Linked DNA regions of Homo sapiens: region 1 is linked to region 2. Evidence: read pairs that join two places in POLR2A ChIA-PET (ENCODE). Cell type or tissue: IMR-90. All regions are shown on one strand. Links, peaks and the distances in the headings refer to the core of each region. The heading gives the core; the rest is flanking DNA. Region 1 overlaps GPC6 (glypican 6). Region 2 overlaps GPC6 (glypican 6).

What was found. ChIA-PET counts read pairs that join two places held together with the same protein. Peaks named below come from ENCODE experiments on the same cell type or tissue, not always from the same donor. Only the 100,000 strongest peaks of a DNase experiment are listed, where the experiment ranks them.
Region 1: POLR2A ChIA-PET joins it to region 2 with 5 read pairs; 3 of 35 experiments call an interaction of 5 or more read pairs at or near these places.

What each region holds. Positions count from the first base shown.
Region 1 is chr13:94,137,633-94,154,965 of GRCh38, forward strand. All of the region lies in intron 4 of GPC6 (glypican 6), which reads left to right. GPC6-AS1 (GPC6 antisense RNA 1) reads right to left here. Exons shown (of 4, transcript NR_046535.1): 4 at 16,561-16,774. Among named protein-coding and RNA genes, the nearest start is that of GPC6-AS1, 42 kb to the right of the region's middle. RefSeq lists an enhancer at 5,913-6,846. In IMR-90, for the core only: no CTCF peak of the experiment used is centred there; no DNase peak of the experiment used is centred there.
Region 2 is chr13:94,239,251-94,256,583 of GRCh38, forward strand. The region is part of intron 4 of GPC6 (glypican 6); the gene reads left to right. Among named protein-coding and RNA genes, the nearest start is that of GPC6-AS1, 60 kb to the left of the region's middle. RefSeq lists an enhancer at 10,195-10,792. In IMR-90, for the core only: no CTCF peak of the experiment used is centred there; a DNase peak (open chromatin) is centred at 10,441.

The sequences.
Region 1 (17,333 bases), core at 3,000-10,999, 100 kb before region 2:
TATGAAAACATAATTATCAATATAGTATCCCTGCCATTGAGCTTACAATCTAAAATGAAATACAATGCTATGAGCCTACCTAAAAACTTCCTTAACTTAGAAATGGCTACTTTGGCAAATGAGCAAGGCAAAATGACCTATTATTCAGGTGCAGTGTTTTAACCTAAAACAGTAGTGCTAGGGGACTTGTTAAGAGCACAGATTGAAAGAAGGGAGGTGGAGGGGCCACATCAGATTTTTAATCTGATAAACTTAGGATAGGCTAGAAATTGCATGTCTAATAAGTTTCTAGGTGATAATGATGCAGTTGGTCCCTGGACAACATTTTGAGAAATACTTTCATTTAAAAACAAGAAGCAAACAAAATCCTCCTTTCCATATTTAAGAGGCATTCTTGAGACCTAATTGTATAGTGTTTGCTAAATATCTACATGTACAGGTTGAGCATCCCAAATATGAAAATCTGAAATATGAAATGCTCCAAAATCTGAAACATTTTGAGTACCAACATAACATTCAAAGGAAAGGCTTATTGGAGCATTTTGGATTTCGGGTTTTCGGATTAGGGATGCTCAACCATTAAGTATAATGCAAATATTCCAAAATCCAGAAAAGTCCAAAATCTGAAACACTTCTGGTTCTAAGCACTTCAGATAAGGGATATTCAAACTGTATTTGCCCTGTCTATATAAACTTTAATAATCACCTCACAGCCCTTGTACCAGATTGCTGAACCAAATTGTTTCATTTATCTTTATATCTCAAAGAACTTCCATTCCTGTAATCGTTCCAGTCGTCTTTATACTTATGATGCTTCATAAATTCCACCTCTTATCATGTTCCAGGAAAGGCATAAACTTTGACCTGGGTGGGATGGTTTGCTTTGTCTTCTTTGAGACACTTTCAAGTACCTTCTTCATCTTTTCAGCCACAAAAGTTTATCATCAACCTCACATACACAGTTAGTTCAGAGCTGATGTTCTTGTCAAGATAGTAAAGCTCATCTGCCATTTTTACGTTTATTGATCTTACCATGTGAAATTTTACTATAAGCTTAAGCCTACTTAAGGTATCATTATTTTTTATTTTCTGGAAGGGCTGAAAACTTGCACTACGGGTAGCACAGCCAGACACCAGCCTGTAACAATGACAATAGCGACAAGGATGGCAGAAGCTCTCCTGTACTGAGTACCTAACAGGTACCCAATAATGTCTGTCATTAGGGGCTGCAGAGATGAAAGACATGTTCCTCATTCTGAATTAAGTCTCCGTCTAGGGCAATGGGCAGGAAACCAGATAACTTACTATATACCGGGATAAGGAATGTGATTATGGTAAGGGAATAGATAGGAGGGGCGCCTGTCCCATTTAGGGAAGAGATCCAGGCAGACAGTTTCCAGGAGATGACACTGGAGCTGACTTTTGAAGATATGGTAGGAGTTAGCTGGGGGAAAAAAAAAAGCATGATGCATTTGCTGGAGAGGGTGATAGACAGGAGATAAGGCTGGGATCAGATGATGAAGGACCCGCAAAACCTGTAAACTAGATAAGGCTAAATCCACATTATGACATGACTCATATGCAGCCAACAATGGTATTTTGTTTGGGTGATAGGTACCCTAAAAGCCCTTACATACACTATGCATGTAACAAAATTATTCTTATACCCCATACATTTATGCAAATAAAAAATACACAACAGTTCAGAAAGGAACTACAAAGAACATACAGGCATAACTATAGTATTTGTCCTGTATTAATATCCAGTTCCCCCACCTTAGGAATTGGAGACCTGTCAGGTAAATGAAGCTAAATAAATATCTCCAGATTGGGGCTCCTTGGATCTCTCATTTCTTCTGTCATCTTGCTTCTGCCTCATCTGCCAAGTATCTTGTAGATCTAGCGCAAATCCATCTAAAGACTTGCCTTTATTGTGATAGCTGAAATGGATCCTATCAAGGTGATGGGAAGTTAGACAGTACCCCACCTGTCTGCAATTGCTCAGACATTTAGCTTTAACCATGGTCCTCATCAGTGCTATTTCCTGTATTCTGGCTGCTGCTTTTGCTCATTTTCTGTTGGACAGAGTTAGGTAATGCTGGTATATGATGAGGTTCATTCTCCTCTGATGATGTTCTGCAAACACAGCTTCTACTGACTAGCAAGACCCCTGCCTGTTTCCTTAGTCATATCTGATCATTCCACCAGCTGTAGCTTCCTGGGGCTACAGTTTAACAACATTGTTTTCTGATTGTTGTTAACATTGACACATAGTAAGAGCTACTGATTTTTTCTATGGAAATGTTTATTTTTTATTTGACCCCTTCCCAGAACCCTCAGGAGAATGTAAAAGAGAATTTATATTTTCATTCATTATATCATCATGAGAAAATTGTTTTTCTTTTTTTTTTTAATAAGCCCATTCAGGTTTATATTTTTCTTTTCCTTTTATCAAATTTTCTTTGAATGTTAAGAGTCTATTATACCGAATAGTATATTACTTCAAGGAATTCAGGAAATAAAAGACAAGCCAAGAAGCAAGTGCAGTACAAACCTTTGAGTGGGACCCCTTTGAATGGTATTTACATAACATAAGATGTAGTACCGCAGGGACTGGAAGTTCCTCTGTGTTCATTAGTGTGTTATGCTACTACAATTTGCATTTAGTTTTAATTTGAATTAGTAAATGTGAATTCTCTCACAATACACTAAACTAGTTTGTGTTTGACACTGGGGGCCTGGATAACCAAAGTTGCATATGCCATGTTTAAAATATGTTTAGAATTGGAACCAGTAGTAAATTGTTAGTGAAAGAAAAAATTATGAAACTCCCATTTGTCTTCCATGAATTGTGTTCTGGGAACTGTTGGAAGCATTCACAAGCAATGGCTCAGTTAATCCTCACAAAAATAGCTGGGAACTGTAATGTCCCTGTCTTACAGATGAGGAAACTTAAATTCAGAGAAATTAAGAATGATGGAGCAGAGCAGGGATTGAAATTTAGACCCGAAGGCACTGTCTTCAGCAATTTTATTCAGAAATGTGGCTCCTTTAACTAGATGGCTGTCTTCCAGGTCATTGTAAACCTCCAGAGGGAAGGATAGAATTAGGCAGAACTCCAAGCTGGCATCGTGGTTTGAGGCTACCAGGAGCAACTTTCATTTCTTTGGATTTTGCTTTCATAAATCAGAGCCATTTTCAAATCTGCCAGTGCCACCTTTGCACATTGTCAAGGGAAAGGACAAATAACAAAGCTAGTAAAAAATCTTTCAAATGATATAATATAAATATATATTTATATTACGGTAATATATAAATAGATGTAGGCATGTGTTAACAGGAAAAATAAGCAAACAAAACAAAAACAAACAAACAAAAGACCTCTTTAAGATATGTAAAGAGGCTTATTCTGAGCCAGTAGGAATGACCATGGCCTGTGGAAACACAGTCTGAAGAGGTCCTGAGAAATTGTCACCAATGTGGGTGAGTTACAGTTTGGTTTTATGCATATCAGGGAGACAGGCGTGCAGGCAAAGATATAAATCAATACATGGAAGGCATGCATTGGTATCGCCCAAAAAGGTAGGATATCTTGAAGCGGGGGCTTATAGGTGGATTCAGAGATTCTTTAATTTGCAGTTGGTTAAAGGAGGAAAGCTTTGTCTAGAAATTTGGAATCAGCAAAAAAGAATGCTTAATATAAGGAAGTCTGTTAACCAATACACTGAGACAGAGTGACTTGTAAGGGTGTGTGACTTAACCCTTGTCTGGCATGGCGTTAGGTCCTGTTTATAACTCGGTCTCTTAGTGTCATGAAGAGTCCATTTCGTTAGTCTGATGATCTCTATTTTAATATTAATGCTGGTCAGTTGTGCCTAAACTCCAAGAAGGAGGTATCATGAGGCATGTCCCACCTCCCTTTCCATCACCACCAAGGACTTCGTTTTTCAGGTTTCTCTGGGGCCCCCTTGACCAAGAGGGGTCCGTTCAGTTGGTGGGGAGCTTCACATTTTAAGTTTACAAATATCTAGTTAATAATTGAAAAATTAAAGCAGAGAAAAGTGACAATAACTTATCCTCTCAAACATGTAAAATGGAGAAAAGAATCAGAATTTTTTTTAACAATGATCTGTTCACTAAGACTCAGTTTCATTGAGAATATGCACTGAATAACCAAAGGAATAGATGTTCAATGCACTCACTGAATAAAGGGGAAGAACCAAACACTCTTTCTAGCATGTTGCCCATTCTGGTGCAGGTTTTAAATTGCAGTTGGAGAATTCTCGTTAGAAACTATTTATTTCCCTTTACTTCCCTCCCTTGTTGGTGTGACCACATGGATGAAAACTGACCTTTTTTTTTTCCGTGTGTGTGTGTGTGATTCTGTATCCTCTTTCTGAAATCTTATTGAATATCCTATTGCCTATACTATCATTCAAAATTAAGTGTTCTAGAACATGTTGCTGTTGCTCTTTTATGGTCAACTCTGGTGGGAATTTAGAATCTGTCCATGTGCCATGTGAAGACGCATTTAAAAGAATACACACCTATATACACGTGTGTAATTGGCTGTTGAGATTTTAAAGAATATATAAAACTTATTATTTTCTTTTGGCCTTGTTTAGTGATAAGAGAGAAAATCCACAAGTTCAGAGGGAGATTTCGAAGTGATGTATCAAAATAGATGACATGATTTAATAGGTAATTTTAATTTAACAGGAAAGTCAGATAGCTTATCACCATACACATACACACATCTTTTGATGACTATGAAAATAGTATACGTTCTAGTAAACCTTTTGGAGGGTTCTGAAAAGTGTGATTAAAACTTTATCCATAATCTCACAATTCAGTTAACACCACTTAATACTTTAGGATTTTCCTTTTTTAAAAACAGTTATTCTGCTTTAAACAGCTAACCCAACTTATATTTAAATGGAGAAGAGAACTTTTTAGCTAAATGTAGCTGAATGGATTTCAAAACAAAACAAAGCAAAACAGCCTTCTTTGAGTTATTGAAACCGGGTGTTGTCTTGCTTTTCCTCCCATACTTAGCTTACAGAATATTATCTATATATAATATACATAGATAGATATAAAATATAGTATTTCCCCAGTCATAACTTGATGTATATTCCCAAAAAATGTATATATAGGAGAGAGATAGAGAGGAACATTTTGGTCGTGGACGGCTACTTTTTTTTTTTTTCTTTTTGAGACTGAGGCTCTCTCTGTCACCAGGCTGGAGTGCAGTGGCACGATCGCGGCTTACAGCAACCTCTGCCTCCTGGGTTCAAGCAATTCTCCCACCTTAGCCTCCCAAGTAGCTGGGACTACAGGCACGTGCCACCACGCCCAGCTAATTTTTGTATTTTTAGTAGAGACGGGTTCACCATGTTGGTCAAGATGGTCTCGATCTCTTGACCTCATGATCCGCCTGCCTCGGCCTCCCAAAGTGCTGGGATTACAGACGTGAGCCACCATGCCCAGCCAGATGGCTGGCTACCTTTTAATGAAAAAAAAAAAGATATATAAAAACAACAAAATATAATTAATATTTCTCATTAGTTTATTTTCAAGATTAGGTGAGATTGTCTCCCTTTGTAGTACTTTGTAGGAAGTTTAGCTGTGTTATTTTTCGTTGGACTTTTTATTACCAGCAAAAAGAGAAATGGTTTAGTGTGAGAGAATCATTCATAGGTTTTATTTCAGTTTTAATTCAGACTTATTTGAAGGTTTTGACAGAGAGTATTTCTATATAGGCAGTGTTATCTTTCCAAAGTATTTGATTTCTAGAATCTAGATTTTTAATATGATAGTCAAAAATCATATTAAATTTTTTGTCACTCTTTAGAATCATGACATTCTTCTCAGATACCTGATTATTAACTTTGTATTATGAAATCAGAAAATGCAGAAAGATGCCATTTATGTGGTTCCCATTCCAGCCTGAAAGAGAGTATAAAGGGATAGCAGCTGGGCACAGTGGCTCATGCCTATAATCCCTGCACTTTGGAGGCCAAGGTGGGTGGATCGTTTGAGCCCACAAGTTTGAAATGAGACTGGGCAACATGGCAAAACCCCATCTTTACAAAAAAATACAAAAATTAGCCAGGCGTGCACCTGTAGTCCCAGCTACCTGGGAGGCTAAGATGGGAGAATTGCTTGAGCAATTCTGAGCCTGGGAAGTCCAGGCTGCAGTTAGCCATGATCACTCCACTACACTCCAGCCTGGGTGACAGTGAGATCTTCTCAAAAATTAATAAATAAATAAAATTATAGCAATTGAAAGTAAGGCTAACTTGATCTGGACATCAGCGATTGTCACGTGGTTTCAACACATTATAGCTTTATAGGCGCATATTTTGTTTTCACTGAAGCGAAGTTGTTAAACGTTTGATTTTGTCCTAATGGTGAAAAGAAGACGTTTCCTGAAGGAGACAGGATTGCATTATCATTACAAAAGTATCCAGCCTCTGTCGCACACTCTTTTTTAATAGCGCTGTTGTCCTATTTGCATATGTAAGAAAAAGACTGAGAGTCACCCAGCAGCAAGCAAGTACCTGTAACCACAGAGGGCAGGGTCTGTAACATCAGGGTTGAAATGGAGACCATATTGTTTTTTAATAAAAGAGTGAACAGTCATTATCTTTTTCCAATTCATGACCCCAAAATATACGCAGTGTGGATTTACTTCCATGAATGGTCCATGATGGCTGCTGTCCATTCGTACAACCTGGCCTCTACTCTTTGCCTCTTAGGTGCTTTTAAAACACACACACACACACACACACACACACACACACACACACCAGAAATGGAACACCCATTTTTCAAGACTAATAATTCCAAGCTTATCTGTTCAGTTCTTAGTTCCTTTGTAGGAAAAGATCATTCTTTGGGAGTGTGTGTGTATGTGTGTGTGTGTGTGTGTGTGTGTGTATAAGACAGAGAGAGAGAGGGATATCTGTGTGCAAACACTAGTTTAACTAAAGGATATACTTTTATTTTACAAAGACTTGTCTAAAATACCTGTTCCTGACATGCAAACAAAAATAGATAATTTGTTCTTTTATTCCTAAATCTATTTAATTTGGTGTAATTCAGAGTGATCTTTGAGGATAGAAAGATAATGCCCAACTGAAGTTAATATTCTTACTGCCTGGAATAAGAATAAAGAATTTTAGCAGTTCTTAAAATATGGAGCAGAGCATTAGAATACCTGCTTTTATGAAAAATTTTATACATTTAAATTTATATAATGAAAATCTTTAGGAACCAGGCCCTAGTTAAACAGGGGAATCAAATATTTATATTACTAAAGTTATTAACAAAACTTTGGAGACCTTATTGCTTATGGGCAAAAGCACAGAGTTTGAAATATTGATTAGAGAGTAAGTTCTTTAGGAGTCCTAGATTTTATTTTTTCTTGCTTACTGCCTAGAGCAATGCCTAGCACCTAGCAAACACTCAACAAATATTTATTAAATGACTGGATGGATGGGTGGATGGATGGATGGATGGATGGATGGATGGATGGACGGATGATGAATGGATGGATGGATAAAATATATTAAAATCTATACTTGGCCATTTACCTAACATTCTATATAAAGCACCTTCTACATGGTAAGACTCATTATTGCATTTGTTGTCATTATTTTTTACATTAGTATAATGTTTTGACTTTATTGAAACTTATCAATTTAGGGTCAAATTATATCCTTATCCATTAGGCCTTTTCCAATAGGCCAATGGTAAAGTGTCCAAATAATTTTATTTTAGAATAAGTAGGAATGTCAGCAGTCATATAGCCTAGCTACTTCAATATATTGATATTTGTTTGGGAATTAAAAACCAAAGAGATTAACTGATTTGCTTAAAGTCTCATATGTGTACCCCCAGAATCTAAAATAAAAGTTGAAAAAGAAAAAAAATGGTAGCATGAGAAGTGTAAGCTTTGTATATATGAGAAGTTATGTCCAGATGATTCTACATTAAGTAACTTACTCATTAATTCAGTAAACTGTTATGACGTGTTCCCATAAATGTGTGAACTTTTCCAAGTATGGGGGAATTCAAAGATGAGCGGACCCTAAGCTCTAGGAGATACTGATTAAAGGAGTCATACTTATAAATAAGTGAATATGTAATTTAACAGAAGGGAACATGTGTTATGGTGAATGTATAAACAAAAGGTTGAGTGAACATGAAGCATGAAGCAACTAACCCAATCTGGAGGTTTGGGTAGAGAAAATCAGTATTAAGCTGCAACTGGACAGGTGACAGGAGGATCAAATGGACTTCTCTGTGTCTGCAATGAAAGAAGTCTGAGCTAAGATTTTATTTAGAACTTATTAAATGCTCATAAAAGGATCAGATGAATAATTTAAATGAGCAAGTAACCAATGACATTCATTCAAAACTGCGTAAACTTATGCAAGAATGCATGTTTTCTGATATTTCTGCTTTGTGGAAGCTCGCAGTGTGATCCATAATCATGTCACATGCTATTTTCACCTTTGATACTGTGAGATCCTTGAAGGTGGAGTCTTCATGTTATCCACCTTTGTATCCTGAACACTCAGCAGGGTGCCTGGTGCATTGTAGATGTGCAATATATGTTGTTCTGAATTGACTTACACCCACCAACCACTATATTAAAAATAGAAAATAAAAGAAAAAAAAACAAGTTGTGTGACTTCCTCTAGACACAGTTGTAATTTACTATCTAGGACAGTCTCACCAATCAAGTATTTATCTCCAGACCTTGAGAAGATAATTTACCTTCAACAATTATTATTAATACCTTTTACCAACTTGGGACTATGGCAAAATTGAACTTATGAAAAATGCCTGTCTTTTTTCATCCTTGGACCAATTATAGCGTTCAAAAACAATCTTTTTCAGGTTTCCAGATAGCAGTGTTTTTCAAATCTCAGGTTGCAAACATTGAATCATTTTATCAATAATGTGCAAGATAGAGACATGTCCAAGGTTACTGAACCAGGATCATAAATCAACTCCTTGATGACATACCTCACAAGATTTAAAAAGAGAGATCATATAACACTTTGCAGATGGAAAGTCCCATACCAGTTGTTGTATATCAAAAGTGATACCAAAAGGCAATTTCTTAGAAATATATTAATTATGTGATTGACCAGATCCGAAAGCATTTAGATAACTTGGGGATAAAATGAGCGTTGATAATTATTTTAACATTACATTCTAGCAATGCATGTTTGAATTTGCTGAATAAAGAAATAGGTTTATATATTTCCACTGTTAACAGAAAAGCAATAAAATACTGCAAGGGAATTTTTCATTTGTTCTTGAAATCTGCTTCTAATGTTCATTTCACTCCCACTAAAGGCAGGTTATTACCTTGGATTTCCTAAAATCAGTGTATGCTTTAAAAGTGAATATTGAGAATTGTGGGTACTACTAAATTTAAAATACAGAATGACCAATGCCAGATGACCCTGACTAAAATAAACTAGAAAATTGAAGTGATTATAAAGATCATTTGCAGGTCAAAAAATAATTTCCCCCTCTTAGCCTCTTAAGTCCTTCATTTTCCTATCTCCTGATTCTGTCTTTCCTATCTCAACTCTCCTTATTTTCTTAATTCTTTGCACATAGAAAGATTTTGCTTTTCCTGTCACCTCTGTTAGATGCATATACGGGTACTCCAAACACCTTGCTTGATAATTTCAGCTTGGCATCATCATTACAGGATGTTAGGCTCTATAGCCTGGGTCAAATCTCAGGGCTACCACTCACTAGCTGAATGAGCTTTAGCAAGTTATCTCAATGCTCTAAGCCTCCATTTTCTCATAAATAAAGTATGAGTTGTAGCATTGTTTTGAAGGTTGAGTAAGATGATGCATATACCATGCTTACCAAACTTAAAATAAGCATAAACTGTTGTTGTTATCATGATTAACCAATGCCTCTTCCTTCTGGTTTAGTGTAAAAAGTGTGGCACACTGAACTGACACTGGACCAAAGATCAGATCACTTACCCTGAGGCCCTGGCTCTGTGACCCTGGGCAAGTCATTTATTCCAGAACTCTGGTTGTCTCATCTGTAAGCTGGGAGGCATAGACAACACTACATTAAAGAGCCCTTCCACATGTGTTCTAAGTGAATACATGCTCCACATTTTTACTCATAACATTCTTGTAGATCACTGGAATTGTACTCATTTATCATAAAAGTTATATAAGATATAGGAAAAAAAGTGGACCCATGAAACCTGGTCATGTGGTCAGAGCCAAAGAGAATCCAGTTTGATGTAAAGTTATTTTACTCAAGTACTCTGTGGCAGGGATTCTGCTGAGGTAGAGTATTTGAGCAGAGCACCTTGAGACCAATGTCACAGAAAATATTCCAGCAAATAATTAATGGTGTGTGTATATATATTGCCAGCTACCCTGCTGGAGCCCAGCAATCTCTCAGAGGAGATTAGTGGTCCTTACCCATGTGTCCAACCATTTCAATACTTGCTTTTCTCAATGATCATTATCCTGAAATAAATCCAAATTAAATTTTATGAACCAGGATTGAAATTATGTGCCTTCAGTATCGAGCCTTCTAATAGCAGTTATTTTTATTGAAGTATTAAAGCAATTGGCTTGAGTCATCTTGGAAACACTGCTTTCATATTTCAAATATGGTTAGGAGGCTGTCAGCACATATTACCAGGGATTGGAGATATTTGCTTATTAAATGATTTTTACCAGGAAAAACTCATTACAGGAAACATCTTGTTTACAAGGGTGTCCTGAGGATAGCAAATGGAAAGAAACATGTTACATTGAATTATAGAAGTAAAATAAGTTGATTCAGCTAATAGATTCAATGGAAATATAAGATATTATTTTGCAAGTCAAAGACAACTGCAATTTAATTTAACTGACAGATTTCTACTGTAGGATGTAAACATTAGATAGAAATATTTACTTGAAACTGTAGCGACCATTACATGTTATTTTGACATTCTAGTTTAGGCATCTATATCCAGTGATTTTTCAAATGTTATTATTATTATTATTATTTGTTTTGCCCATACAAAGAGAAAATAAAGCAGAAGCACTAATGATGTTTGATGGTGGGAAGGATAGAGGAGAGGTTAAGAGAACAAGTTGTCAATGAGATTAGTTTTGAGTTTACTCCCTGGCTTTGTGAACTTTGGGTAGGGATTTAACCTCTTAGAGTTTCAATGACCTCATCTATAAAATGGAGATAAAATATATTTAATGTTTACTGTGTAGTCAATGGAGATGATATGTGAGTGAAACTTAGCATGATGCCTAACACACATACACACACACAAAAATTGAGTAAACAGAAATTTCACTACTTCTAACCATTCAGTTTATGCTTTCAGATCTTAGGACTTGGACTCGGCTTACAGATCCTGGAATTTGCAAAACACATTCCCTTTTTCATGGTCTCTTTTCTACATGCCTGATTTCTCACATTTTTTATGGCAGCTGAAATAGCATTTTAGTCATCTTTGTGTGCCTCCCTTCCCAAATCCATGGACAGTGTAAGTACTGAAAACATTTGGGTAGATGAATGGAAGAAAACAAAATGAACAAAGAGAGCCCCGAAGTCCCCCAAGAGGACACAATGGAGATACCGACTGCAAAGCAGGCATCTGGAATGCCAGCTCAGATGGCCTGCTTGTCCCCAGGAAAAGCTGTGAGAAAGGATATTATTGGCACCAGAAAAGTCTTACTAATGTCAGTAAAGACAGAACTTGGGTCCAAAGCATTCTCTCAGTGTGATGGTGTTCACATATGCCTTGTGTGCCTTTAGAACATAACTTAAGTGCGATAGTATGAACTGCTACAGTCCAAACCTTGTAGAGCATTGAACATCCATGCAGAACAGTTAGAAGAAGAGGGACTTCTGGTGAAACAGAGCCCACAATGAGGGTCAGAATGTCATGAGTAAGTTATCATATTTGGAATCGTGATGTTTCCTAATAAGAGGACCAAGCCCTGTAAGTCTGAGCCTCGATTTTTACTCAGAATCCTAGAGAAAAATGCTTAGTCAGAGGCTAACAAGGTCTTAGCCTCCTTGACCCACAGAGAAGAAATACAGGAAGGGTTAATACATCCCAGTTGGCCAAACCTGCAGAAGCAGTCACCCCCTCCCAGTGTACCTTGTAGTTTGACCATGGCACTTCACACACTTCGCACGTTCTATCTCCTGTTTGACTTTTTTGAGGGTGTTTTCTGTCCACACTAGACTGAATCTCTGAGACTGGAATGGTATCTTCACCATTTTTCTGGTGTCGCATCACTCAGCATGCTGCCCTGTTCCCAGTCACCTCAGGAAAAAAGGTATAGGCCAGGATAACAGGAAGCACATGGAGTTTGGAGTCCCAAACACTCTGTATCATGAACTTCCTTCCCAATCCTCCCAACCAAGCCCTTCTTGGTGCCCCTTATCTCAGAGAACAGTGCCATCTGCCTCTAAGTTGCTCAAGTATTAAAGGCGGATGCATCCAGGTGCCCTCTTCCCTTCCTACACAAATCCAGCCAATCACTTCCAGTCAATCATGTTTCCTTAGCATCTCTGGAACTGGTCCACTTAATTCTATTTGCCTAATTTACCCCACCATCATTTCTTGCCTGTATTATTGCAGCAAGGACTGATATCCTTTTCCCCCCTTGTCCTTCTAGCCCACTCTTCAATTTGCAGCCAGCGTGAGCATTTGCTGTCACAAATCTGACCATCTTTCTCTTTAGTTAGCTTTGAAGTCTCAGCTTTTTAGTGTGTCTTCCAAACCCCTTCTTGTTCTGACTCCTGCTGACCTTCCAGCTTCATTTCTCACCTCAACCTACCTCCTTCCCCAGAAGTACTGGGATATTCTTAGCTCCTTAAATGCAATATACTTTTCTTATTTGATGTCTTTTATCCTCTCCACCTGCAACATTTTTCTTTCTCTGCTCTCTGTCCTCTTTCTTTTTCTTTTTCTCCCTTCTGATAGGAAGCATTCTTTGATATCCACGCTCCTAATAAATGTGGTTTAGCTGCTGCTCTTAAAACTACACTTTGGGACCAGCATGGATTAGGGATATTTTTCCCTAGAAGAAGAGATATCTAAGTTGAAACACAAAGAATAAGTAGGATCAAATGAAGCAGAAAGAGAGAGATCAGCAGTATATATATATATATATGTTTATTGAATGAGTAAATAAACGAATGAAGACAATTTGACAAGAAGCACCTGTAAAGCATATCACTGAGACCTTGGTGTTCTGTTGGTAGCTTCTCTTTCTGAAGGCATAAGGTAAAACTGTCCAAATATAAATTTCCCTCCTAGTTTGCTCACTCTCCAGAAAGCTCTGAGCATTTTGAAATATATTCTTATGATAGCTCATTTTATAACATAAGGAAACTAAAGCTGCCTGGCCTTATGGATGGAGCCACATAGTTATAGATAAGTCAGACACCAAGATAAAGAGCATTTCCATGAAGTGAGGTAGAGGCAGGTGTGGAATCCAAGCTTACTGAATGGTCTAATGCTGACTTTTTTACACCTAGAATACCTTTGTGAAAATGAAATATATCAAGAAATGAGGACATTTAAGGAAGGCAGGCAGCAGAAATATGTATATCAAAAAGCTGAAATAATTGGATGAGCTATTCTCTATGAAAACCACATTTTTATCATAACTGGAAAAGATCTGTTATAAACTGAACAACAGAGAAATGTTAAGACCTTTTATATCTGTCCCCCTTGACACTACACTGAGAGCTATGCTGTTGTTATGTTTTCCGAATCCCTCTGTGGCTTCTCTTGTAAGTGAGCAGGACACTACAGAAGCTGACATGCGAAGGGCCCTGATAAACCAGAATGCTTTTTCCATACAGTAAATTCGAATGGTTATTTGAGCTCAACAGTGTTTTCTCTGGTGTTTGAAAAGCAAAAATAGAAGGATCCACCAAACACTGCAAGTCATGGAAACTATAGACGAATTGGGTGAGTTGAGGGCCCTGTGATGGCAGAGAGATGTCTTTATCCGAGGCAATGGTGCACAGGTAGACAAGCACACTACAGCAGCTCTGAGACATTTCCAGAGCCTTCCTTCGAAAGGGCATCCCTAAACAACCTGAGTCTGTAGAGGTGGATAATGGTGTGTGCATTATGAGTATGCACACAAAGGAGAATGTCTGTTATCCTTAGTGCAGAGTAAGTAACATAAAGTCTAGTGGAAATAAAAATATATAAATTTAATTGTATGACATAATTTGTTGGCTATAGACATTCCCTTTCACTTCTTTCTTTTTCCATTTTTTCTTTCTTTTTTATTGACCCGCTTTTCCTCCATTCAGTGTGGAAGGATAAGCACTGAACAGAGCCATACTAGAGCAATCTACAGGGACTTGTTTCAAATTCAAAAATTGGGTGACCCAAGGTTCTAAAGTCTGTCAGATGAATTTGAATAATGCAGGTATTGGCACTCTATGGCAGCCACAAATGTGGCAGAGGTAATGAGTTTTGGAAGCTCCCCTGAGCCTCAGGCAGAATTACAATGTCAATCAAGTTTATTTCCTTCCAAACCTCCTTTTCTTTACCCAGGGATGGATTTGCTTTAGTTGGATGTCCAAAGTTCTTGACTTACTATAAAGAAGTAAAAAGTGGATTGGATTTGGAGACATATAACATGAGTTTGAACCCAATCCAGTCAATCATTGCTTGGGTGATCTTGGGTAATTCACTTAAATTTGCTGCTTCTCAATCTCCCAACCTATAGATTAAAAAGTCACTCATTTATTCATCAAACAAATAGTTCTGAAAACTTAGTACATGTCAGGTATTAGAACTGTATTTTTTATGATTTTTTAAAAACATCATTTACCCCAAGAGTAAGTAGGTAAAATGTAAAGTATAATAGGAAGAGCATTACTGAGATCAAGTTAAGTGAGATAAAGTATCCAGTACTTGCTTACTTCACAGTTAACACTTACGGCATATTGCTACATCCTCAAGCCTACTTTAAAAAAAAAAATCATTGTATTCCCCTTGTAAGAATTAAACCTCCCATCTCTTCAGTGCTGCAACTCTCATTAAGGTATCAATCTGATTACCTAAGTGAAGAACAGTAATTTACCCTTAGGGGAATTTATGCTCCCATAAATAATTTACTATTTTTAAACGGGAGCTTTTTAACTCTAATGGAAGTCAGCTCAAGGCAACCAATAACTACTAAGCACCTACTATGTTTTAAGTCATGTGGAGATGTAATCCCCACCTTCATGAGTTTTGAAATCTATAAGATTTGTAAAAATAATATATCAACCCATTAAAATTTAAAAAGCTAAATTTTGAAAGCAACAAAAGTTTTAAATGATTGATATTACAAAGGATTCTATGGGACCCTATGTAATTTCAAGTAAGTTATGTGTCGTGCAACCATTACTGGAATAAGTGTTGAAAGAAAGGAGAAATCATTTTCTTGGTGGAAAATATTAGGGAGGCACAGGAGAATTTAATGAATGTTGCCACCTGAGTAACTCACCCACCTAGAGATTGCCCCCACTTCTTCCATTAATACCCTCACATAGCTCTTCATGCGAGTCAGATTCCATTCACCAGTTCTCTTCTCACTTCATAAATTTTTTTCAACATCCTTAGCTTAGCAAAATAAAGATCATCACTGTTACCAATTAGATCAAATACTTAAAAGGCCAAAGCAAAGCTCAGTCTTAACAAATAAGAGAATTATGAATCTATGAACTTGGAGGGAATCTTGTAGGTAAACACAAAGTATGATAAATAGCAGCAAGTCTTTATGAAGCACATTAACATAAAATGACTTATTTGATCCCCTCACCAACTCTGAAAATGGGAAAGGGCAAAGAAAGGTCATTTTTCCACGACCCTCAGCTGGTAGCTAGTGGGTATGGCATCCACCCAATGCTTGTGTCCTATCTACCATTTAAAAATGTCATGTAGGAGAAAAACTTGCTATGCTCTTTCTTAGAAATTGAGAGTCACAAAAAGGTATAGTATGTATTAGTACAGGAGTTAAATGTGGACTAGGTTCTTGCCACTCAAAGTGTGGCCCACAAACTAGCAGCATCCGCATTACTTGGGAGCTTGTGAAAACACAAACAACTGGCCCCATCCCAGAATTCCTGAACCAGAAGCAGCAGTTTAACAAGATCCCCAGGTGATTCTTATGTGCAATAAATCTGAGAAGCACTAGCGTGTGTAGGTTCTACATCTCTGAGTTGGATACAACACAACTCAGAATTGTGCAAATAATGTAATATACAAGAAAACACTTTTTATATGAAAAAATACTATATAAGACTTCATAAAATAACAATTATTATTCTAATGTATAATAACCCAGTCATTCATATCAGCATATTGTCCTACAGTTGAATATAAATAACACAAATAGCTGGAACTCTTGGGAACTTGAAGGTAATCAAACTAGACTTAGTTCAGGTATAATATTTATCCCAGATGAGATTATAAATTTATATTAAGATGCCAATTTAGCAAATATCTCATGATGCAGGTTGCATTTTAGCTTATTATGGGAGGATTTTTTTATTGCGATTTTTTTTTACAGCTACTCTGCTCTTCAGGATTATTTTAGTGTTGTTTTTAGGCCAGTAAGAAATATCAATTATAACATATTGTAACCCACTAAAATATGCCTTTTAAAATCGTAGATTCTCTTCCATTTTTTTCCTCCTTCACATTTACATGGCAAAAGGTTTATATCTTCAAGATCTAAAACAAAAAGACATGGAAGTTAACAAGAGCAGTGTGAAGCCTGAAGCCTGGAGTGCTGACCTCTCATTCAGTGCTCCTTCCTCCCCTCCACTGGGGCTAAAAACTTTGCCAACATGTACCATGTGACTGCAACTGAATCTGCAATGGCATGCATTGGTATTTTCACAGAGAGCAAGGCTATCAGCCTTGGAATCAAAAGACCTTGGCCGAAGTCCCAGCTTTGCTCATTTTAAACTTGAGTCTCACAGATCTTTTGCCCTTCCCACCTCAATTTCACAACCCAAAAAAAAGGGCACCAGAAGCAATGGTATTTAAGAAATAAAAGGGAAATTTTAAACTCTGCCTTTTAAGACGTTCTGTAAAGACCTTTGGTTTTCTCCTGAGGTTTTAACACATTATGCCTATACTGATCATCAAACCCAAATTATTTTCCCATTCTTTTAAAGTATGTATCTTCTGCACCCAATATCATTTTGTTCAGTAAGCTTTCTGCAGATATTCAAAAAAGTACCCCCCAAAAGCATTGAGTATTTTTCTCCCTGTGTTCTCCTTCTCA
Region 2 (17,333 bases), core at 5,743-13,742:
GCAGAGCAGCATTGTGAAAAAAACATCATGTTGGAATCTAAGCTATGAAGGGAAAGGTACTAGACAACCCACAGTGTGTCATTGTCACGAGCAAAGGAGGAGTCATTTCCTCTCTACTCCCACACATGTGGTTAAATAATTTGTATTTGAGCATAACTGTTTTTCTGTGACAACTGGAATAGACACCGTCATTGTTAAGAATAATCAAGTCAAGGAAAAATGTAGAGCACCACATGTAGATGATTCTTGGAATGATTTTAGTAGGAAATAGAGGATTTTTAAAACTTTTTTAAAAAATTTCTCATTTTAGATACATTTTAGGGCAAACATTTCAGGTATAGAAAATAAATGCTTCAAAGCACTCTCGGCATTAGAGTCATTATTGATGAAGTCATTATGTGAATTATGAATTTATTCTTGCGAAATGATAGTTTCCTGGGAATCTTACCTCCAAGTTAGGAAAGGCCAAAGTTAAGCGTTGCCTTGCTAGTTTAAGCCAGTTGTTTAGGAATTCTATACAATATCTAGAAACAAAAAGCTAAACATTTTAAGGTATTAAGGCGAGAGTGTTCGGCTCTCAATCCACTCAGCTTCCCTCTTGGAAGATCAGCTCTATTCGCCTTTCAAGTGTCATTTGTGGGGAGATGTGTTGTGCAAAGGAGACTCCTGGGACCAATGGACCCAGTTTTCCTTAGGAAGTGATGCTCACCTACTTTAAAACAGCACTGAATGGAAAATCAATCTTGAAGGCTGAGAGTGAAGCTGAGAGCTTAAACTTGACTCTAGGTATTTGAGGGTGTTCATAGAAAGGGGCCAGCTAATAGCAGAGAGGCATATTTTTGTAAACTGAAGTAGGATGGACCCTCTGGGATCATGAATTACAAAAAAAGTTCCCCCTCTCCTGCCACACTGAAGGGTACAGAACCCAGCTAGCAGAAACTGGGCTGGATTTCACCCCCTCCTCACCTTTGCACAGTACATGAACAGCACAGCCATAGGCAACCGCCCTGGGGCTGACTCTGAGCTCCTCTGGGTAAAGAAGAATGCTGCCTCCTCAGAATCAAACACACAGTATTTGATTACTTTATCAATTTTATGGAACTTGGCATCCTCCAGACACATATTCATAATCAGATTAATATTTTTACCCGAGAGGGCCTCCTTGTCTCCTTCTGGAGACACTCAATGGCCTTAAGGTCTAAAGCCGTAAGGATAAAAGGAGTGGTCATGGATTAATTCATTCATTTAAAAAATAATGATTGAGTGCCTGCTTTTTGCCAGTCACAGCTGTAGAAGTTGGAGAAACAACAGCAACAATGAAAGCAAATCCTTATCCTCTTGGAGTAGATATTCCAGTGTTGGGAGACAGAAAGTAAATAAAATAAAATAAAATAAAATAAAATAAATAAAAGTCATACAGGTAGTATTTCAGAGAGTGATGAATGCACCAGAGGGGAACAGAGCAGTGAACAGCCTAAGAGTGTGGGGGCACAGCAGTGAGGCCAGTGCTGCAGGTGCCGTATAAGCATGAAGGAGAGAGCAGAAGGTGGAATTACAGAGGAAGCAGGTCTTTTAGGCACCTGCAGGAATGGTTTTCCTTTGGGCCAGCTGGGAAGCTCCTGAGGGTATATTGCACAAGGGAAGGACTTGACTAGGTTGACGTCATATTCTTGCTCTTGAGCTGAGTCCACCATACTTGGGAAATGGCAGGATGAACAATGATGGTACTTGAGCTGCATGTTTGTGTGTCCCCAAAATTCATACTAATCCCCCATGGGATGGTATTAGAAGGTGGAGCTTTTGAGATGTAATTAGGTTTAGATGTGGTCATGAGGATGGAGCCCCCAGGATGGCACTGGTGTCCTTAAAAGAGACTAGAGTGCAATCTCTTGGTCACGTGAGGATACAAAGAGAAGATAGCTGCCTACAAGCCAGGGAAAGGTCCTCAGCAGACAGAAGATCTGCCATCACCTTGATCTCAGACTTCCCAGCCTCTAGAACCACAATAAACAAACATTTGTTATTCAAGCCACCTACTTTATGGTATTCTATTCTAGCAGCCTGAACTGACTAAGACACTATGGCTTGGAAACTGATTGTCGGCTTTTTTTGGAATCTGAAAATTGGATTGCATGGCTTTCTGGCATACATTTTTGGTCTTAAGGAAGTCCTGCCTCCATGAGACTGATGATCTTATGGGACTCATTATACATATTTTCACATTTGTAGTGTATATATAATCTAGATGAGTTTTCAGATGCCACATATCTGTGAGCAGAAAAATGGTAATCTTGTCATTGCACAGTGCAGAGATGGTGACAGCAGGTTCTGCATTTTTGTAAATGTCTGGAATTAGCCATCAAAGATGGCCAGAGACTGGTTGTACCCAGAAGCTAAAACAGAAAAAGGAGGGGGCTAGGTTGCCTTGTTTCTACTCTATCTGTATTAACTTCCAAAGAGTAAAAGAAATATGACCAGGCAATGTGAAGAAAACCCTTTTAGATCCCTTCTCAGTGTAAGACAGATTTTGGCTTTATCTCTACCCCTAAATGTGAATGAGTGACTTGAAATGTTGATCACAAATTCTAGACAACGAGATGTAATTTCCTGACCCCTAAGTCTTTGCTTCCTGAATTTCTTTTTTTTTCTTTTTAATGTATTTTTATTCTTTTTTTATTATTATTATGCTTTAAGTTTTAGGGTACATGTGCACAACGTGCAGGTTTGTTACATATGTATACATGTGCCATGTTGCTGTGCTGCACCCATTAACTCGTCATTTACATTAGGTATATCTCCTAATGCTATCCCTCCCCACTCCCCCCACCCCACAACAGGCCCCGGTGTGTGATGTTCCCCTTCCTGTGTCCAAGTGTTCTCATTATTCAATCCCCACCTATGAGTGAGAACATGCGGTGTTTGGTTTTTTGTCCTTGCGATAGTTTACTGAGAATGATGGTTTCCAGCTTCATCCATGTCCCTACAAAGGACATGAAGTCATCCTTTTTTATGGCTGAATATAGGAACACTTTTACACTGTTGGTGGGACTGTAAACTAGTTCAATCATTATGGAAGTCAGTGTGGCGATTCCTCAGGGATCTAGAACTAGAAATGCCATTTGACCCAGCCATCCCAGTACTGAGTATATACCCAAAGGATTATAAATCATGCTGCTATAAAGACACATGCACACGTATGTTTATTGTGGCACTATTCACAATAGCAAAGACTTGGAACCAACCCAAATGTCCATCAGTGATAGACTGGATTAAGAAAATGTGGCACATATACACCATGGAATACTATGCTTCCTGAATTTCAAGCAGAAATCAGACCATTCATTTTCAGCAGCCTTAATGTGATGCACACTAAAGCTGGCTCCTGTGTTTAGGGATTACAGTGGGTTGGATTCCTTCACAAAAGTAGCCATTAGTCAAGACTAAAATGAGTGAAATCTGGAAGGAGTTAATTACAAGTGATCATTTTGTGGGGTTGTGATTCATATAACACAATTTCATTTGACACTAGGAGAAAGAACTCTGAAAGAGTGGTTGGAAGATTTAATAGCAATATTTTACACAGTCTGTTGGGTTTGTAGTATGTAAGTTTCCAAGAAGCTACACAAAATCCTATTGGTTTGTGTCATATACCTTTATTTAACTTTAGAAGGAATCATAATCCATGCTAACTAAATCTAAAAAAAAAAAAAAGTACCACTTGTGGAATGCCCAGGCACATTTCAACTACATGAGTTTTAATTGTCAGAGGATTATATATCCAAGAGAATTGATCTCCATATACAGCTGACAGTGCCATGGCTATTAATGATGGAATGACATCTTTGGAAAGCCCTGACTTCATCTCTTCCAGGGATGCTTTATCTTATATTTCCATATCAATTTCTGTGGTTAGCACCTTTATGCTAACTTGAAAACAAATCACATGTAAAATAAAATTAGAATGACTAATACTGATTTAAAATAAAGCAACCCTGTTTTTCAGTTTCAACAGGCCTTACATCTACAAATCTGCCACCAAATTTTAAAATTATGTACATTCTCAGGGAAAACTAAGGACTGGCAGTGAATTGGAACAAGACTGAGATGATGTCTTTTGTGTACTGTAACACTTCAAAATCATTGCTTCCAGAAAAAAAATCACAGAGGCTTTTAATATTCATAAAGATAGAAACAGGTGTTTGAACAGAACTTGAGCCACCTTTGACAGGAGCACAATCAGTTTGTCTGAAAGGGTCTTCATTTTCCCTGTCACTCACTGGCAGGACTGGGAACATCAAAACAGTTATACTCCTGAGCTTTCACTACCTGTTTCAAAGGATTATACTTGACATTTCTAATTTTTCCCCAATCATTAAACTCTGTCCTCCCCCTTTTAAAACTGCATGATTTTGTTAGAAAATCAAAGCAGGCAGAAGAATACATTAGTGCTCAATCCTCATGGACTCTGTGCTGACCTCATTGCTTTTTATGTCTACCAGTAGACCACACAAACTATTTTTGGTTCATCATTTATCCTGTGCAGACAGATAGCTGCTAGTCTACCTCAGAACACTATTTAGCCAGATGAGGGTAAGTAACAAACTGCATTTTAGATGTAAATGCTGTGCCATGTAGGCTGGACAGGATGCTTTCTCTTTCTTTGCCTCAGTTTCCTTCTCACTTTGCAGAGAGGTAAAGCTGCCCCTATAAATGGATGCGACTTCCATGACTGAACCTTATGATTATTTTCTAAAAAGTAAAAGCACTTATTATTTTGTCCTCTCAAAAAAGGAAAGACAAGATAAATGTTTAAGGAACTACTTAGGTAATTGTAGGTAACTTTACATGTTACTATTTTATTCCTTATTTCCTCTCCTTGCATATTTGGGCAAGTTAGAGATCTATTGTGTGCCAGGGGGCAAAGAGGAAGAATACAAATGATTTATCTGTGCTGTGCCAAGTCAGAGTATCTAAAAACCGCATTTGATCATTTTGGGGCCAGCACGTAACTCCGCAAAGCTTAATTATGTCCGCATTATTTTGATAAGAAGTGGCTTTAGGAAAACAATAGGAAGACATTGTCACTGGTTGGCTCCTGTGTGACCTCTGTCAAGGATCATACATGTCTAGCCTCAGTTTCACCACCTGTGAAGTTAAGGATTTGGGCACTATCTCAAGGTTTCCATCTCGAACTAAATGTCTATTACACAATAGATCTATAACTTGACCAAATATGCAAGGAGAGGAAATAAGGAATAAAATACTAACATGTAAAATTACCTGTGATGTCTAAGAAATTCCTTAAACATTTATTTTGTCTTTCTTTTTTTGGAAGGACAAAATAATAAGTGGTTTTACTTTTTAAAAAAATAGTCATAAGGTTAAATCATGGAAGTCACATCCATTTATATGAGAGATGAGAATAAAAGATGAAGCTTTAGGACACTGAAGTCATTGACAGTTTTAAGTGAAGGCAGAGTAGCCATGTGATTTTTTTTAAATATGAAATTTTACCCTTTTGCTGAAAAGAGGCAGAATGTGAGAGGGGGATGTAGGGAATGTGGGAAATACAGTTAGTCATGGAATTATTAGGATCATATTTGTAGGAGTCTTGCAAGTCATATTTTTATTTATTTATTTTTAAATCTTATTTTGTATATTTAAAATATACAGCATGATGTTACAAGATACATGTAGTAAAATGGTTACTATATAGTGGAACAAATAAACACAGCTACCATCTCACATCTTCACTTATTCCCTGCCTACCCCATGGTGTGTGCAGACATAGTCTCCTCATTTAGCAAAAATTCTGAATATACTGTGATTTACTGTGGTCTTCATATTGTACATTAGACCTTTTGACTTGTTCATCCTACATATTTGCTACTTTGTATCCTTTGACCTGTATCTCCCCACTTCCTCTTCCCAGCCCAATCCTGGTAACTACTGTTTTATTCTCTATCTCTATATATTTGGCATTCATTTATTTATTTTTTAGATGGTACATATAAATGAGATCATGCAGCCTGGTGTGGTGGCTCATGCTTGTAATCTCAGTGCTTTGGGAGGTTGAGGCGGGAGAATTTCATGAGGTGAGGAGTTTGAGACCAAACTGGGTAACATAGCAAGACTCCACTCTATATAAAATAAAAAAAAAAATTTAAAAGCTAGCCAGGTAAGGTGGCACATTCCTATAGTCCCAGCTACTTGGGAAGCTAAGGCAGGAGGATTGCCAGAGCCCAGGAGTTAGAGGTGGCAGTGAATTGTGATCATGCTACTGCACTCCAGCCTGGGCAAGAGAGTAAGACCCTCCCTGTCTCTAAAAAATAAAAAAATAAAAAGTGAGATCATGCAATAATTTTCTTTCTATATCTGGCTTATTTTGCTTAATATAATGTCCTCTAGGTCAATCCGTGTTGTGGCAAATGGCAAGATCTCCTTTTTTAAGGCTGAATAATATTTGTGTGTATGTGTGTGTGTGTGTCTGTGTGTGTGTGACAGTTTCTTTATCCATTCATCCACTGATGGACACCTAGTGTGTTTCCATATCTTGGCTATTCTAAATAATGCTGTAGTGAACATGGGATTGCAGATACCTTTGTGAGGTGATTATTTTATTTATACACAGAAGAGGAATTGCTACAACATATGATAATTCTATTTTAATTTTCTTTAGGAACCTCCATATTGTTTCCTATAATGGCTGCACCAATCTACTTTCCCACTAACAGTGGGCAAGGGTTTCCTTTTCTCCGCACCCTTGACAACACTTGGGTCTTGTCTTTTTTATAGTAGACATTCTAACGGATATGAGGTGGTATCTCATAGCAGTTTTTGTTTTCATTTTCCTGATGATTAGGGATCTTGTGTATCTTTTTATGTGCCTGATGGCCATTTTTATGTCAAATCTATAGAAATGTGTATTCAAGTCCTTTGCATATTTTTCCATGGAGTTTATATTTTCTTGTTACTGAATTGTATTGGCTCTTTATAAATCTTGGATATTAAGCCCTTATCTGATATATGGTTTGTAAATATTTTTTCTCAACCTGTAGGTTGTCTTTTCATTTTGATTGTTTTCTTTACAGTGTATAAGGTTTTTAGTTTGATGCAGTCCCACATATTTATTTTTGCTTTTGTAGCCTAAGATTTTGGTGTGACATTCAAGACATCATTGCCAAAGCCAGTGTCAAGGAGCTTTTTCCCTATGTTTTGTCCTAGGAGTTCCATTGTTTCAGATCTTACATTTCAGACTTTTATTAATTCCAAGTTGATTTTTATGCATGGCATAAGATAAGGGTCCAATTTCCTTCTTTGGTATGTATAAATCCAGTTTTCCCAGTATCATTTATCAAGGAGACTCTACTTTCTCCATTGTGTCTTCTTGGTGCCCTTGTTGAAAAGTAGTTGATTATATATGTTTAAATTTATTTCTGGTGTCTCTATTCTGTTCCACTGGTCTATGTGTCTGTTTTCATGTCAGTGCCATACTGTTTTCATTACTATAGCTTTGTAATATAATTTAAAATCAGGAGGAAGTGTGATGCCTCCAACTTTGGGTTTTTTTTCTCTTTCACAGAATCGTTGTGGCTATTTAGGGTCTTTTGTGGTTCTATATGAATTTTAGGATTGTTTTTTCTATTTCTTTGAAGAGTGTCATTGGGATTTTGATAGAGATTATATTGCTTTAAGCAGTATGGACATTTTAACAATATTAATTGTTCCAATCCATGAGCATCGAATATCTTTTCATTTATTTGTGTCCTCTTCAATTTCTTTCATCAATGTTTTATGGGGTTTAATGTACAGGTCTTTTACCTCCTTGGTTAAACTTATTCCTAAGGTATTTTTATGCTGCCATAAATGGGATTTTTTAAAAAATTTACTTTCCAGATAGGTCATTGTTTGTGTATTAAAATGTCATAGATTTTCATTTTTATTTTAAATCTTACAACTTGACTGAATTAATTTATTAGATGTAATAGTTGTTTGGTGGAGTCTTTAGGTTTTTCTACATATAGGATCACATTATCTGCAGATACAAATAATTTTACTTATTCCTTCCTGATTTAGATACCTTTCATTTCTTTTCTCTTGCCTCTTTGCTCTTCATAGTACTTCTGGGACTATGTTGAATGGAATTGGCTAAAGCGGGCATCCTGGCCTTGTACCTGCTCTTAGAGGAAAGGCTTTCAGTTTCTCCCTCTTGATTATGATGTTAGCCGTAGATTTTGCATAAATGGGTCTTTATAATGTCAAGGAACTTTTCTTCTATACCTAAACTGTCAAGAATTATTATCAAAAAAGTATGTTGAACTTTGTTACATATTTTTTCTGTGTCCATTGATATGATCAAGTGGTTTTTGTCATTCAGTCTGTTAATGCAATGTATAACATTAATTGATTTGCATATGTTAAGCCAGCCTTGCATGTTTGGGGGTAAATCCTACTTAATCATGATGTATAATCATTTTGATGTGCTGTTGAATTCAATTTCCTAATACTGTAATGAGAATTTTTGTATCAGTGCTCATCAGAGATATTGGCCTGTTGTTTTCTTTTCTTTTTTTCTTTTCTTCTTTTTTTAAAGAGATGGGGGTCTCGCTGTTTTGCCCAGGGTAGAGTGCAGTGGCTGTTCACAGGTACAAACACAGTGCATTGCAGCCTTAAACTTCTGGGCTCAAGCAGTCCTCCCACCTCAGCCTCCCAAGTAGCTGAGGCTACAGGTACATGCCACTGTGCCCAGCTTTGTAATTTTCTTTTCTTATGGTGTCTTTGTCTGAGTTAGGTATCAAGGTGATGCTGGCCTCAAAAAATGTGCTAGGAAACATTCCCTCCAGCTCTATTTCTGAAAACATGTGGGAAGTACATTCGTCATGGAATTATTAGGATCATAGTTGTAGAAGCCTTAAGAGTCATGTCTTTACAAGCCATTGGTAATGAAATTTGCATTTTCCCTCAAAAAATTTTCAGTCAGCTCCCAATTCAATTTGCCTGTGACACTGATTTCTCTGTCCTCACCTCCTGTTCTGACAGCAACATCTACGTTTGGATGAATGCTTCCAAATTTGGTTAAATTGTTTGCAGAGATTTTTAAAGTACTTAAGAAATTTACTTTGACTTGACATTTGAATTAGAGATGAGATAAAAATTTAAAGTAACCAACATCATAGAACCTTATGTCCCTATTTCACTAGCCTTCTTTTTCCCTGTATAATATGGCCAATGAATAAAAACCTCAAATCTTATCATTCTTATTATGCATTTAAAATTTCCCATAAATATCACCCAAGAACCTGAATGCCAAAAATAAGTATGCAATGCCTTCTCAAATAATACACATGTGACCTTCATATAGGACCCTCTAGTCACCAAAAAAATTTCCATACAACTGCTGATATCCCCATGACCATTTCAGGCTGAGAGAGAGAGAGAGAGAGAGAGGTTTATAAATTATTTTGACTCAAAACCCCCAAAGTAGAAACATGCTCACACACATCGCCAGCCTGTTACTTAGAAACTAGCACCTCAGGACATAGGGATATTGAAGTACTATTGAATCCACTTTCCTCAGCTACCACCTGTGAATTATGGCTGGCAGCAGGAGTTTTATGATACTATTGTAAAAGTAATATACCTCTTAAATGGCAATTTACTAAGTTGCTGATGAAATGCATTGCAAATATGTTAGTTTCAGGGTGGTTAGGAAAATTAACCGCTGCATATTTTCCATATTGTCATATATGCCAACATGCTCAGAGAATCAGGAGCAGCTTTCTGGGAAAGCTGTTTAAATGTAACATATGGCCAGTTAGTCACTTGGTTAGAACATGAGGTTGATAAGGCCAAAGCTTTAGGGAAATCACCTGAGGCTGTTCTTTTAAAAGTAGTCTCAGCAACTGTATCCCAAAACCCTATAAAATGTTCCCTTAACCTCACACTTTTCATTGTGCTTCCTATCTAATTTTCTATCCTATCGATTTGATCCCATACCCTGCTCCTCAGCATAGGCTGATAACAATAGAGTGTAATCACACATCATTAGACCTCAGATTACATTTTGAAGTGATCCCCAATAAATCTTGAGCCACAAAACAATCATACAAAAGAGAGACTCAAAGGGATAGGTGAGTGAATATAAATTTGGAAACTGGTGTTTCATTAAGTTTGTAGAGGCTTATCCTGGACAAAGATCTGTGCTTATTTGTATGACCCCCTAAGATATCTTTTATATTAACAGACACTTGCATAGATTTTCACAGTTTAAAAAGCTGTTTAGATTAATCATTTCATCTAACCATCACAAAACCCCTCTGAAAAGAGGAGAATGTTATTATCCAAATTTTATGGAGGAAAAAACAAAAGCTAATGATCCAGCTTGTGAGTAATGGAATTAGAATTTGACTCCTCATACCAACCCCATCATGGAAACCAGGCTTTGACCACAATACAGGTCCCCTGGAGTGAATGAACAGACTAAAACAAACAGGAGTAGTGAAAGTGACCTGCAGAACACTTAAAACAGAACAGCGTTTGACAAGCTTGATGGCCCAATGATTTGAATCTCTTCTCTAAACAATGTTAGAGCACAGATAGGAGGTAAGTTGCAATTTGCACCTCAAGGATGCTGAGGCTGCATCCCAAGTTAGTAGAAAAGAGTGCAGTGATAAATTCGAGATGTCTGCCATGCGGACAGGAAATGTCTAGTGGCAACACATATTTGCTCTTCCTATATTAAAGAATCTGTCATTTTATAAAACATACTTGGGTTTTATGATGAGAAGCAACATAGATCAATAAGTCGACAAGCCTTTGTTAAGCATTAATAAATGCCAAGCACTATATTAAGCACTGTGGATGAACACCATGGAGATTAAGAGAAAGTCTTTGCGTATATAATTTACAATTCAATCTGGGAAATAAATTGAATGTGCAGCAAACACTTTAATTTTAATCTTTTGATACTGATTGTAAACACAAGGCAGATTCATAAAGGGACAAATCACACCAGGAGTCCATCTCTGTGAAATGTAACATCTTTTGAAGGGAATATCAAGAGATCAAATACAGTTGTGGAAAAGGCCTTAATAGAAGGTCTGTGTAGTTTGAGTGCTGTGTTTTCTTACATTTATTTCACACCATGTGGAAATATTTTATCAATGGTCAATTACAGCCAAAGAGCGGTTAAATATTTTGAATCACTACTGTATTTGCTTATCTGAAATTATGCTCACATGCATGTCTTTAGCAATTATCTTAACTCTATAATTGTGATTTTAGTTATAATTAGAATGGACAAGAAGTAAATAATGAAAGCTCCCCAAATATCCTTTTCTCCCAATAGAAGTAGAAAAAGTAAAACTGCAAACAAAACTACCAGTTTCCTGAAGGAGACTTGATTACAACTCCCCTGTGAGAAAAACAATGGAAAGGTTGGGTTTTCTTTCAAAATAATCTGGGAATGGGGAAGTTGGATATGGAGAGGTGGCAGTGGGGTTGTAGATAAAACAAGATTGGCCGTGAGTGGGTAATTGATTAAGCTGGGTGAAGGTACATGACAATTCATTATACTGCTGGCTTGACTTTTGTATATATTTGAAATTTGTCATAAAATTGTTCTTAAATTCCTCTTAAAGGTGCAAGAGTAATTTAAAGTTTCAGACATAGAAGGGATTTTCGACATTGATGCAGAAGGAAAAGGAGAAAATATTTAAAACCATGTTAAGTAAATAGGGGAGATGGAATTGCCTGACCAAGAAGTATAGAACTTGTTCAAATTAATAGCAAAGACATGGAACCAACCCAAATGCCCATCAATGATACACTGGATAAAGAAATGTGGTACATATACACCATAGAATACTATGCAGCCATAAAAAGGAATGAGGTCATGTCCTTTGCAGCAACATGGATGAAACCAAAAGCCATCATCCTCAGCAAACTAACACAGGAACAGAAAACCAAACACCATGTTCTCATTCATAAGTGGGAGTTGAACAATTAGAGCACATGGATATAAGGAGGGAAACACACACCAGGGCCAGGCAGGGGGTGGGGGGCAAAGCGGGGGAGAGCATTAGGACAAATACTTAATGTATGCAAGGCTTAAAACCTAGATGACGGGTTGATAGGTGTAGAAAACGACCATGGCACACATATACCTATGTAACAAACCTGCACGTTCTGCACTTGTATCCCAGAACTTAAAGGAAAAAAAAAAAAACACGGACTGGTTAGTTTGCCAGCAGAATTGAGAAAGACTATACAAAGCCCCCAAATCCCAGAACTTGTGGGTTTGAAAAGTGAAATTGTTTTTCACCTTATTATTTTATCAGTCTCAGGACAAAGATTAATTAAGGGTGCCGTTGTCACGTCCTTTGTTACAACTTGTGAAAATAACTGAAGTGGTGCCTTGCTGTTCTTTTCAGCTGAATAAAGTGTTCCTAGAAAGCTAAAAGGCAAAAAAAAAAACAAAAACAAAACAAACTGTTGCAAAATTTGGATGAAGGGAAAAATCAGAGCTAAGGGATGCTATCTTTTTTTTTCACCACCAATTGTCTCATGGATGTACGTTTATCATTGATTTGGTGTAACAGGCTCTTTTGGATGCTATAATTTCTCATCTGTCTCCTGCTGCAAAATCCATCGACTATGCCTGTAGCTAGGTCTACATCACAGCTGTGAAACATTAATCTCAAGGACACATTCTTCATCCCTGGCCTGGCTGATGCATGCTGTCTAGTTAGTTCCCCAGTAGGCTCTGGCTTCTTTCCCGATGTTCTCCTGGCACCGCTAACAACTGTGGAACTCCTGTCATTCTAGAGATGAGACTGCTGTAATGCTCCTTGGGTGGCCTTCAATGTCCCATACTTATTTCCTCTCACTTCCCTGATCCTAAGAGGGATTTGTCACCCAGGTGTCTGGAATCAAGGCTCTTCTGTGACTTTGTTATATAAAACCTTGATTTAGAAGCAGAACTGTTCATCATACTGCTTTTGTGAATGTGTCCTTTATGAGTTCTTTGCAAAGCCCTCCATACTGGCTGCTAAACAGTTTATTAATTATGATATTGAGTAATAAGATTGTTCGACGACCAGGTCATGCATAAAAGCCCAACTTCTTGGCTCTGGTGATGTCTGTTTTTGTTAGGCTGGCTCTCATATTTATTTTGTCATGATTACGCAATAAAAGGGGATTTTTATTATGTGCCCCCATGCTGGTTAAGCCTTCACTAAAGCTAAACTAATAGGAAGCTGTGTATGTCGGATAATGGCGATTTCAATGCTGAAATTGATGGCGAAATAAGACACAAGTTGTAGAGTACTGCTTTTTGCTGCTCTCCCCTGTACCCACCACCACCAACAACAACAAAAGTTGTCTCTTAGTGTGTGTTATCTTTAGTATTAATCATGAGGATAGCTTATATGTTTATAAATTGAATGATGGAATTTCAAGAAATTTTAAAAATGCAGACTTTCTTTTGTCCCAGAACAACCACAGGGCTGTAAGTCCAAAAGCCATAAATGATAGGGCAAGTGTAAATGGACTGTGATGAGAGGAAAAATGCAACTAAAATGGATAGAAATGGGACTCAAGGATATGATAGGCTCTCTAGAAACCCCAAGCCTGCTGTTTCCAGTGAAAGATAATTAGAGTTTTCTGGGGGAGGGGGATGGCTGATAAAGGGACATCCAGAATAAAAAAGAAAAAAAAAAAAAAGCAGTTTTCTGAAGGAAAAGCTTCAGTAAAGTTTAGACTGGTGTCAGGAATGATAAGAGGCCAAGAAGCTCAAGGGAATTCAGCGATTCTTTCTGCAAATGCTGGAAAAACTCCCTCCTGTGAATCTCCAGAGGTATGTAGAGAGTATATGTAAGAAATAATGCATTATATCTGCACACAGTGTATGTTCAACATATAATCTCTTCCACACTTACAGAAAATTACTTTCCGATGCTCACTAAATGAGAAGGGTTACAAGAGATAAGAGGGTGGTCTGCGTTCCCAAGGCAGCTGCTGGGAAAAGAAGGGTGTTATTTAAAATGATTGTAAGTGACTATCTTCCTAGATTGTACATTGTGCCCCCTTCTCCAGTTGATTCTCTATAACCTAGATAGTCAAAGGCAATACTGACATTGAGAACTGCCCTGTAATAATACTGCGTTTATCTCAACGGTTCTTCTTTTTTTTATTTAATAAGAGAGGAGTTTCATGAATAAAAACAAAGCTATCATGATGTCAAAATAATATTCTTTGCACCCATGAGTTGAGAAAATAACAGACTAAAGAGGCCTTTTTGCTTTTTAAGATGTGGGAGTCTTTGTGAGCTTCCCTGTTCCCAAGATGAATCTGTAATCTTGGTACAAACTGCTGAGTGGGTGTGTTTTCGATCATAGAAAACTTTTCTTATGTATCTGGAGAGTCATGGTAGTCTTACTACATCTGGTTAGTCATATTCCCCCTCCAATCTTCGTACAAAAGAAACCCAAGACTAGATCAGGGCTTGTGATGATGGCAAAATGATATCTTACTCTTTAAGTGCTGCATTTGATCAACATGTGTCATTAATCTCTCCTTCCTGTTTGTGACAGTAAATGACGGAACACTTTATCAATTCTTCTTTCAATTAGATTGATGTATGTACATTCCTTGAATTTTAAAGGTCATTAATTTGCACATTAGTCTCTTAGGTTGGTAGCACACAGATTGATGTATTGATGATTTAGTCTTTCATTGATCCTATATCATCTTTAGCACCATGAGCCATGAGTGCTGTTTCCTTCCCAACCATGACACAATGAGTGAAAATGCATTAATGTTTACAAAGAAATAAAGAACCTGGCTCTTGACCCTTGTAGAGCATTTTAATGGCCCTGGATTAAAATGATTATAAAATGTATCGAGTCATATTCTTAAAGTGCCTTTGGCATGTACTGGCCTTTCTTCCTGAGCTGTAGGTAATAGCTATAGCATCCAACAAAAAATTGCCAAAAAGCCTATGACCTTCCATTTGCAGTGATACTTCCAAGTAAGTAAGGACTTTATGAAGTTATTTTCAAAGTACTTCATTGAAGAAATGTTTCCCTAGTCATCTGGATTGAGATTTTGTTTGCCTCTACCTTTGATATATCATACCCTGTTGAATTATTCAGTGTGGGTCAAAGTAACATTAAGCTTCTTACAAATGCAATATTCCAAACATATCCCAGCATTTTACTTTATCACCATCCATAGAATAAACCACACGCACCTTATCTGTGCTACAAACATACTTAATATAATGATAATAATAAAAATAATAAAAGTGTAATAACCTTAAGAAACAGTTGATTGATGTCATTGATCACTTTAGAATGATTGGGAGTAACGGAAACATAATGCTGAATTTAAAAACTGCTATACAAAGCCACTGAATGTTTTACTAAAGAAAAAAAAACATGTAATTTGAATCTTTCAAAAAAATCTCTTTTTTGGCCCAGAAAGTACAAAATTCTTAGCTCAAATTTTAAAATGAAATACAGTGTAGTCAAATATGTAATATATTAAATATGGGTTCCAAACTCTGCTCATCAGTGATTTTCAGAGTAACATTTTAACCTTCTGTAGTCTCCTCATCTGCAACATAAGCTTACCCTGAATCATCACAAAAGCTCCTTATGCTCTAAGTTTTTACATATAAATATTAGGAAATCATTTAGAACATCTGGAAAGCATTTGAAACAAAGAGATGTTATCAAAGGAGTCAACAGTAATTTTCATCAATGTTTAAGAAGCCCAAAAAATTCCTATTCCACTTGAAAATTTAGTGCTATGCAGAACAGGTAGTAAATGTTACCAGTTCAAGTCAGAAATTATTTTATTAGCAGTTGTTAGAATCCCAGCCATGTCCAAGCTGGAAAATAGGGAAGCAATTGATCCTTTTAGTGCAAAACTAAGACTGGCTAGGCGTTTACAACGCAGTGGAGGAAAGGACTTATAATCAAAGAACCTTATAATAATCAAAGCTCATGTCTGTGATCAAACCAAATCATGCAGATTTCTCTCCTTAAAAAGAATAAAAAGACAACTTTTGGTTCATTAAAAATACCGACCTCTTTTATAGACCCTTCAGCTTATAATGCATCTTAAATCCCATTTTGGAAATGACATACAGTATACAATCAAGTTCAAAATTTTACCACTATAGAAACAGGGAGGAAAAGGTCACAGAGAAGAGAAGCCATGTGTGGAAGGACTTGAGGGATGGTTTGACAACCTGAACTTCTTGAAATACTTGGTTTCAGCATCCCTCTCTCTTTTCCTTCCTCTCTCTAAATTGTCCCTCCTCTTTTTCTATCTAAGGGACATGATCCTTAGCCTCCTGCTCTTTTCCTTATAGAGTCACCTGCTCTGGGGCCTCATCAATCCTCATAACTTCAGCTCCAGCCAGGACAGCAGTGGAGCAGAAAGGTCAGGAGTATCAGGACAGAAGCCTCATCAGCCAGGAGGGCTCTACAGCCTCGGAAGAACTTATCAGGAAAAGGATTGAGACCTGGGCATCAGTTTGTATTGAAAATAAGAAATAAATGCCCTGGATCATAGAGGGAATCAACTTGTGAGGCCATTTGGTCAAAGAAGGGGAGGAAGGTGTGTTTGACCCTAGAGCCTTGCTACTCAAAGTGTGATCCCTGGACTGGCAGCACCCACATTGCTTGAGAATCTACAGGAAATGCAGAATCACAGGTCCCATCGCAGATCACCTGAATCAAAACTTGCAACTGACTGATATATGCATATAAAAGGTTAAGAAGCGCTGGACAAAATCAAAGTGGAAAAAAAAACAGTCAGTAAAGATAGAGACGTGTAGACTTCACATCTATTGGATCATGCCTGAAATAATTATCACACTGGATTTTGGATCTCAGACATAAAACTTGATGTTTTCTTCCAAATCTGACAGTAGCCAAGAAGGAGCAAATATTGTGGAGTGTGGGCCATGTCAGGGAATATTTAGTTCCTGTAACAGGGCAGGGGAGTTCAAGTGGTAAAGAAGATTTGTGTCTCAGTGTAGTATGCACTAAATTCTGAAAAATGGGCTGGAGCAGAATGAGGGGACCCTTGAAAGACAACTAAAGAGTGTTCATGTTTTTCCTGGGTGCATAAGATGTATTAAAGAGAAATACAGTGAGAACAATGATTTAGAAAGAAGCATCTTGCTACAAGATGCCAGGAACAGACCAAGAGCAAGGAGACTGGGCAGAGCACTGTACTTTTGTCAGTGTCATCTCAATGTATGGCATGGCCCATCTGCTACTGTCCTCCCATCTCCATCATCATCATCCTCTGAGGTCCAG